2 separate regions of the Homo sapiens genome follow, and region 1 is linked to region 2. Evidence: chromatin contacts called from ENCODE Hi-C or POLR2A ChIA-PET data. All regions are on one chromosome and are shown on one strand. Each heading gives the region's core, a stretch centred on a gene start or an enhancer-like site at or near the end of the contact. The rest is flanking DNA. Distances are from core to core; before and after follow the strand shown.

Evidence for each region. A loop is a pair of places that touch in the nucleus more often than their neighbours do. ChIA-PET counts read pairs that join two places held with the same protein, here RNA polymerase II (POLR2A). Pooled maps may share reads with other maps.
Region 1: a loop to region 2 is called in a map of CD4-positive, alpha-beta T cell, with 5 times the contacts of the local background. The contact joins the promoter of MICALL2 here to the promoter of TTYH3 in region 2. A Hi-C loop is called at or near these places in 1 of 168 maps with a recorded cell type or tissue (CD4-positive, alpha-beta T cell), 2 of 37 single-sample maps with no recorded cell type and 10 of 50 pooled maps. POLR2A ChIA-PET finds 5 or more read pairs at or near these places in 1 of 52 experiments (PC-9).

What each region holds. Positions count from the first base shown.
Region 1 is chr7:1,457,636-1,460,762 of GRCh38, forward strand. It overlaps MICALL2 (MICAL like 2), which reads right to left and starts at 1,835. Exons shown (of 17, transcript NM_182924.4): 1 at 1,549-1,835. The coding sequence starts at 1,691. MICALL2-DT (MICALL2 divergent transcript) reads left to right here and starts at 2,284. Exons shown (of 2, transcript XR_001745046.2): 1 at 2,284-2,632. RefSeq lists enhancers at 1-511, 512-1,234, 2,658-3,127 and a silencer at 1,608-2,327.
Region 2 is chr7:2,630,126-2,633,266 of GRCh38, forward strand. TTYH3 (tweety family member 3) reads left to right here and starts at 1,861. Exons shown (of 14, transcript NM_025250.3): 1 at 1,861-2,153. The coding sequence starts at 2,031. RefSeq lists enhancers at 1,286-2,017, 2,750-3,141 and a silencer at 1,802-2,211.

The sequences.
Region 1 (3,127 bases), core at 585-3,084, 1.2 Mb before region 2:
CTCACCCTGGGCACTGCCCACAGGCACGTCTGAGCCGGCAGGGAGTACAGAGAAGCTCCCCAGGACCAGAGGGCCCCAAATCTCCGGCGACACCAGTGATCCATGAAGCTGGTGGCCAGCAGCCGGTGGCAACGCCTCTCCCCACCCCAGAGGCTTTTCGGGCTGGCCCCAGCTTGGATGCCTGGGCTCAGCCACCAGCCAGCCTCATCCAGGACCCTGCAGCCCCGGGGGTGGGGTCTCGCCTGCCTTCCTCCCCATTCCGGGTCCTTCTCCCAGTCTCCAGGTCCCTGGCCCTCTCCTTCAAAGCTCAGCGTCAGGCTTTCCATGTGGAAGCACGCACCTTGTGCCCAGCATCTTCTGCCTGCAAGGGCAACAGAGGCACGTTCCTGGCGAGGGAGAGCGGCTGCTGCCCAAACGCCAAATGGAAGCCCCTGGTGGCTCCACGAATGCATGTCACAACCTCAGAGCAGGGGCCGAGGCTGTTGCTCAAGACCCCAGCTTCCTGCAGAGAGTGGGACTGGCAGGACAGTGTCCAGGGGCACAGGGGAGGAGCCCCGGATCTGCGCAACGGGCTGGGGCTGTGTGACCTGAGCAAGGACCCCTCCTCTTAGCCTCGGTTCTCTGGTCTGCACAGCTGCGGCCTGACAGAGGCCCCAGGTGCTGCCTGTGGCTCCTCCCAACCCCGAGACCTTCCCACCAAAAACACACTCAGGAGAACGCTTTGCCCAGAAGGTGCCTGGGCTGCAGGTGGCCGTTGAGGGCCCCCCTTCCTGAGCGTCTGGCCCCCAGCCCCGACACACAGATCTCTGTCCCAGCAAGCCTGGTCCCAGTCATTTAGCCAAAGAGCGTTTGCTGAGTGAATAAACAATGGAGCAGGTCCAGGCTCGGGCCAAGATTCAGCAACGGGCAGGGCCAGCTGCCCAGCTACACACGCCAAGACCCTCCTGGGGAGAGACAGCCTAGTCCTCAACCCCTGCCACCTCCTGCTGCTCCCAGAGATGGGGGCTGTTCTCCATCTCGGGCCCTATCACCCGGGGCCTCAGAGGCCCGGCTGGCAGCAGCACCTGGGGTCTGGGGGCTTCCTGCCCTGCACTGGCCGCTCCCCCACAGTGGCCCTGGCCACATCCCCCCAGGGGCCTGAACAGGCTGGGGGAGGGTCAGTGCCCATACGAGGGCTATCCAGGGACCCCATCTGGTGGCCAGGCCCCTGGGCAGTGAGAGCCTCGGAGGGCCCAAAGAGGCAGCTCTGCTGGCCTTTCCCAGGGACACAGAGGGGGACTGGACTGAAGCCAGGGCCCAGGAGCCGCCCTGAGTCACGTCTGACTCAGCCGGCGGGCGGGGGATGCCATGGCTCTGGCCCAGCTGCATTCGGTGTCCGGGCACACTGAGGCCACTGAGGACAGCCTCGGGGGGCTGCACGGTGGGCTGTGCCTGCCCAGTCCCACGCCTCGGCTCCCCATCCCCCAGCCGCCCGGGCCTCAGTTTCCCCGCCCGTGTCAGCGCGCAGCCGAACAGCAGAAGAATCAAAGGGCGCCAGGCAGGACTTACATGAGGTCGGGCCGGTGGCGGTGCAGGATGGCGCAGAAAGCCAGGCCGTCGCGGAACGACGTGGTCATGTTGCAGATATTCACGTCGCGGTAGCCCTCGCACTGCTGCCGGCACCACTGTTGCAGCGCCCTGATGGCCGCCATGTGGGCGGCGCGCCCGCCGCGCGGCGGAACCGCCCTCCGACACCTTCCCGCGGCTGTGCCGCGACCGCCCGGCCGGCGGGACAGACGCTGGGACCGCTACGGAACCGCCAGACCCACGGCGCCCAGCCCCAGCTGAGCCGGACTGAGGGCGACGAGTGCCGGGTCCCTAAGAGAAGCCGAGCCCGGCCCCGCCCCCGCCGGCCCCGCCTCCTTGTAGGCCCCGCCCCCAGCCGCCAAGTCCTGCCTCCGGATAGGCCCCGTCCTCACACCTCCCAGCCCCGGCATAGGCTCCCGCCCAGGCAGGCCCCACCTCCCGACAGGCCCCGCCCCCAGCCGCCGGGTCCTGCCTCCTGATAGGCCCCGTTCCCACGCCTCCTGGCCCCGGCACAGGCTCCCGCTCCAGGCAGGCCCCGACTCCGGACAGGCCCCGCCCCCAGCCTCCAGGTTTTGCCTCCCGAGAGGCCCCGCCCCACGCCGCCCGGCCCCAGTACGGGCTCGCGCCCTAGGCACGTCCCGCCTCCTGGTAAGTCCCGCCCCCACGCTGTCAGGTCCCGCCCGACAGGCCCCGCCCCACGCCGCCTGGCCCCTCCCCAGGCCCCGCCCCGCCGCTGAGGGCCGAGACCCCCAACCGGTGAAGGGGCGCGGTCTGCTTGGGGGTCCTGCCATTCTGGACCCCTGCGGAGACCTGGAATTTTCTTTTTCGCCGCCCCACCTCCCACCACCATCTCACCCCACCGCCATGGAGAAGAGGCAGGAAAGGCCGTTGACAAACGGGGACACTGAGGCTCGAACACCCTGCCCTGTCTAGGGCCTCAGCCCTCGGCAGCCCGGCCTCCCGGGGAGCAGGAGGCGCCTTGTGTTTCAGGGTTTCAAAGGACGTCCGCATCTGGTTTCTCTTTCCAGGCCGCTACATGCCAGCGGGGGTTCCAGGCAAGGCAGAGGTGAGGCCTGGGCATTGCCAGAGGAGAAACTGAGGCCAGGAAGGGGGCCGTGGAGCCGGAGTTGCACAGCTGGCCTGTGCTTTTCTTCTGGGGGCCTGTGGGCAGGATCTGTTCCTGGGGCAGGAGATTCCTCAGGCTGACTTGCAGGGTAGTTCCAATTTTCCACTTTGAGCTGTGACAGAAGAAATAAGGAAAGTCCCTCTGCTGGGGCCCTAAATTATCCCAGACTGGCCCCTGGCCCCGTTATCCTTGGGGAACCTTGTCTGTGGCCACGGGGGCTGGACGAGGGCGGAATCACTGACACCAGCCATGTGAGGGGGGCCTACCCTCCTGGCTGTGGGGCCAGGGCTTGTCTGGGCAGGGCCTGCAGGAAGGAAGGTGTTTTCCCGCAGTAGCCCCTGGCAGGGAGTCAGGGCAGCTTCTCTGTGCCCCTTGGGAGGAGGAGAAACTGAGGTCTTCCAACCCCAGCCAATGGTGCTGTTCCAGATCTTTTCT
Region 2 (3,141 bases), core at 611-3,110:
CACCATCCTTGGCATTGGAGAGAGAGGAACCTGAGCCAGTATCCCCACCCCACCCCAAATTTCTGGCTCTTCGGCCTTTAGGGATGGAGAATGCGACCTCCCCCCTTCTGCCTGGCTGTTATTTCCCAGCTGGGTGGTGTCTCCAAGTTATCCAGCGGGTGGAAACCGCAGCTCAGCTAGTCCCTCTTGCCCGGTGCCCTATCACAGGAAAACAGGCGAGTCAGGGCAGTCAATGAGCCAAAGTCCAGGCCTCCTGGGAAGACACTGCCCGGAACCGTCCCTGCCTGCAAAGAGCTCTTCCTGCCAGGAACGGCCTGCCTGCCCACAGAGCTGGCCAAGTCGGGCACAGCAGATGGTGGAGCCCGGGTGTGGAAACCTGTTTCTCAGTACACAGGAGGTCCAGGAATAAGGCCCCAGGTGATGAAGCAGAGCCAGGATGCACCCACTGCCCTAGAGTGCGGAGGGAGGCGTGCACCTGGGCCCAAGCACGCACTATGTCCATCCTCCTGGCTCTGGCAGCTCCCATCTCCCCTTTAGCAAAGGAGGAGGCACAGGCATGGGGAGGCCCTGTTAGGAAATTTGGCTGTGTGGCTCCAAAGCCCATGATGGGCCCTCTCTGGCAGGTGCCTGAATTTTTAGGCCCCAGGACACCAGAACAGGGCACCGTCTTCATCTTAGGTCTTGACAAAAGACTCAACCTTCCCCAGAGGGAAGGCCGGATGGGGACTGAATCTACCTGCGGATCCACTTAACACTCGTACCTTTTTAAAAAAAATTTTTTTTATTTTTGAGATGGAGTCTCACTCTGTTGCCCAGGTTGGAGTGCAGTGGCGCAATCTCCACTCACCGCAACCTCCATCTCGCAGGTCCAAGCAATTCTCCTCCCTCAGCTTCCAGAGTAACTGGGATTACAGGCGCCCGCCACCACGCCTGGCTAATTTTTGTATTTTTAGTAGAGACGGGGTTTCACCATTTTGGCCAGGCTGGTCTCGAACTCCTGACCTCAGGTGATCCGCCTGCCTCGGCCTCCCAAAGTGCTGGGATTACAGGCATGAACCACCACCACGCCCTGCCAACACTCGTAGCTTTATCATCCCCTTTTACAGACAAGGACACCGATGCACAGAGTGGTTAAGTAACTTGCCCCAGATCACACAGCTCTAGGTGCCCCAGCCAGGCCCTGAATCCAGATCATGTCCATTGTACAGATAGGCCACTCGGTGCCTTGCTGGGCGCTGCGGGCTGTGGGCTGTTGTGTGTGCAATGGGGAGGCCAAGACCAGCCCAGCCCACCAGGCCGGACCCTCGAGTCAAATAAGAAACATGCAAAGATCCAAACGAAGAGCGAATTCATGGAATGAAGCGCAGCTGCATATGCAGCCAGGGTTCCAGCCCCCACGGCCACGTGGAAAGACTGGCTGGCCCGGGTCTTACAGCGCTGAGGGTCGGTCTTCCAGCGCCTTAGGGGCCAGGCGTCCCTCCAAGAAGGCGAGGAAGTAGGCGGAGCTTCTGCCGGCGGACTAATGACGGTACAGAGGCGGGGCCGAAGGGCGGGGACACGTGGAGGGGCGGGGCCATTGGGTAATGGGCGGGGATGCGAGTGGAGGGGCAAAACCATCAGGTAAAAGGACCAATAGAGGTTCAGGAGCGAGTGGGCGGGGCACGCTGTGGGGCGGGATCGGCGGGGGATAGACCAATGGTGGGTAAGAGGCGGGACAGAGGGCGGGGCGCGCGGGGGCTGGGCTGGCGGGAGGCGGGCCAATGGAGGCTCGGGGGCGGGGCCGGCGGGCGGACGGGCGGGGGTGCGGAGGGGGCGGCGGCGGCGGCGGCGAACAAAGAGGCGGCGGGCGCGGGCGGCCGAGCGGAGCCGAGCGCAGCCGAGCCGGGCCGAGCCGGGCCGGGCCGGGCCCAGGAGCGCGCGGATGATGCGGGCGGCCAGGCGGGGGTCGACGGGTCCCTGAAGCCCGCGCCCCGGGCCAGCAAGGGAGCCCCGCGCAGGCCGCGCGCATCCGGAGGCGGCCGGGCCCCGCCATGGCCGGGGTCAGCTACGCGGCGCCCTGGTGGGTGAGCCTCCTGCACCGGCTGCCCCACTTCGACCTGAGCTGGGAGGCCACTAGCAGCCAGTTCCGGCCCGAGGACACCGACTACCAGCAGGTGACATGGGCCTCTCGGGGTCGCGGGGTCAGGGACCCCAGGTCACGGCCCCCTCCTCTCCCAGGGTCACGGCCCCCATCCCCGAGGGCCTAAAGACCCCTCATCCCCCCCTCCAGGGTCACGGCCACCTCCTCCTCGCAGGTACCGGCCTCCTTCCTTCTCGAGGGTCCCTTCTGAGTCCTAGGACCCTTTCTTCCAGGGTCATGGCCTCCTCCTCAAAGGTCTAAATACCCTCCAACCCCCAGTGAGGGTCCACGGCCCCCCTCCCGATTCTGGCCTTCCCTTCTGGTGTCACTAAGGCCCCTGGGTTTCATGGAGCTGCCTCTCCCCACTCCGTGAGCCCCCTTGGCCAGTGGAGGGCCTCTCCACCATCACTGTTGGCGGCCTGGTGCTGTGTCCCAGCAGAGACCCCTCCCCAGATGACCCCCAGGCTCTGAGATCAGAGCGGGTGCCTGAGCACATTGGGTGCAGGCAGGCAGAGACTCCTCGCCCACTCACCCCCGACTGGGGAATCCCACTGCCAGGCTTCCAGTGGGTGAATGGCCTGGGCCGCCGCCAGCCCTCTGTGGCCGGTAATGACCCCCTGCTTGGCGGTCAGGCTGTGGGATGTACACAGGGTGCCGTGTGTGGCCGTGGGAGACCAGGCTGCCTGTAGCCCCCGGGGGAGGGAGGCCCGGCGGCCAGGAAGCACCGTGGGCCTCAGGCAGGGAGGCTGGAAGCGGCTGAGCCCAGGCAGACCTGGGGGGCGGCTGGGGGCCCTTTGCAGCCCTCTCCCAGGGGAGCCCTTAGCCTGGCATCATGCCAGGCCCCAGCACCACCCCCATCGCCAAGCTACTGTCATTTGAGTGCGGGGCAGGGGACCAAGCTGTGGGCATTTCCTTCCTGCCTAGAGATCCGGATTCCAGAAGCCCCGTGACCAGGGTCCCTGGTCACCCGGAGTTTCTCTCTGGACGGATCATGGCAGAGCCCCATGGTGGGGTGGGGATGG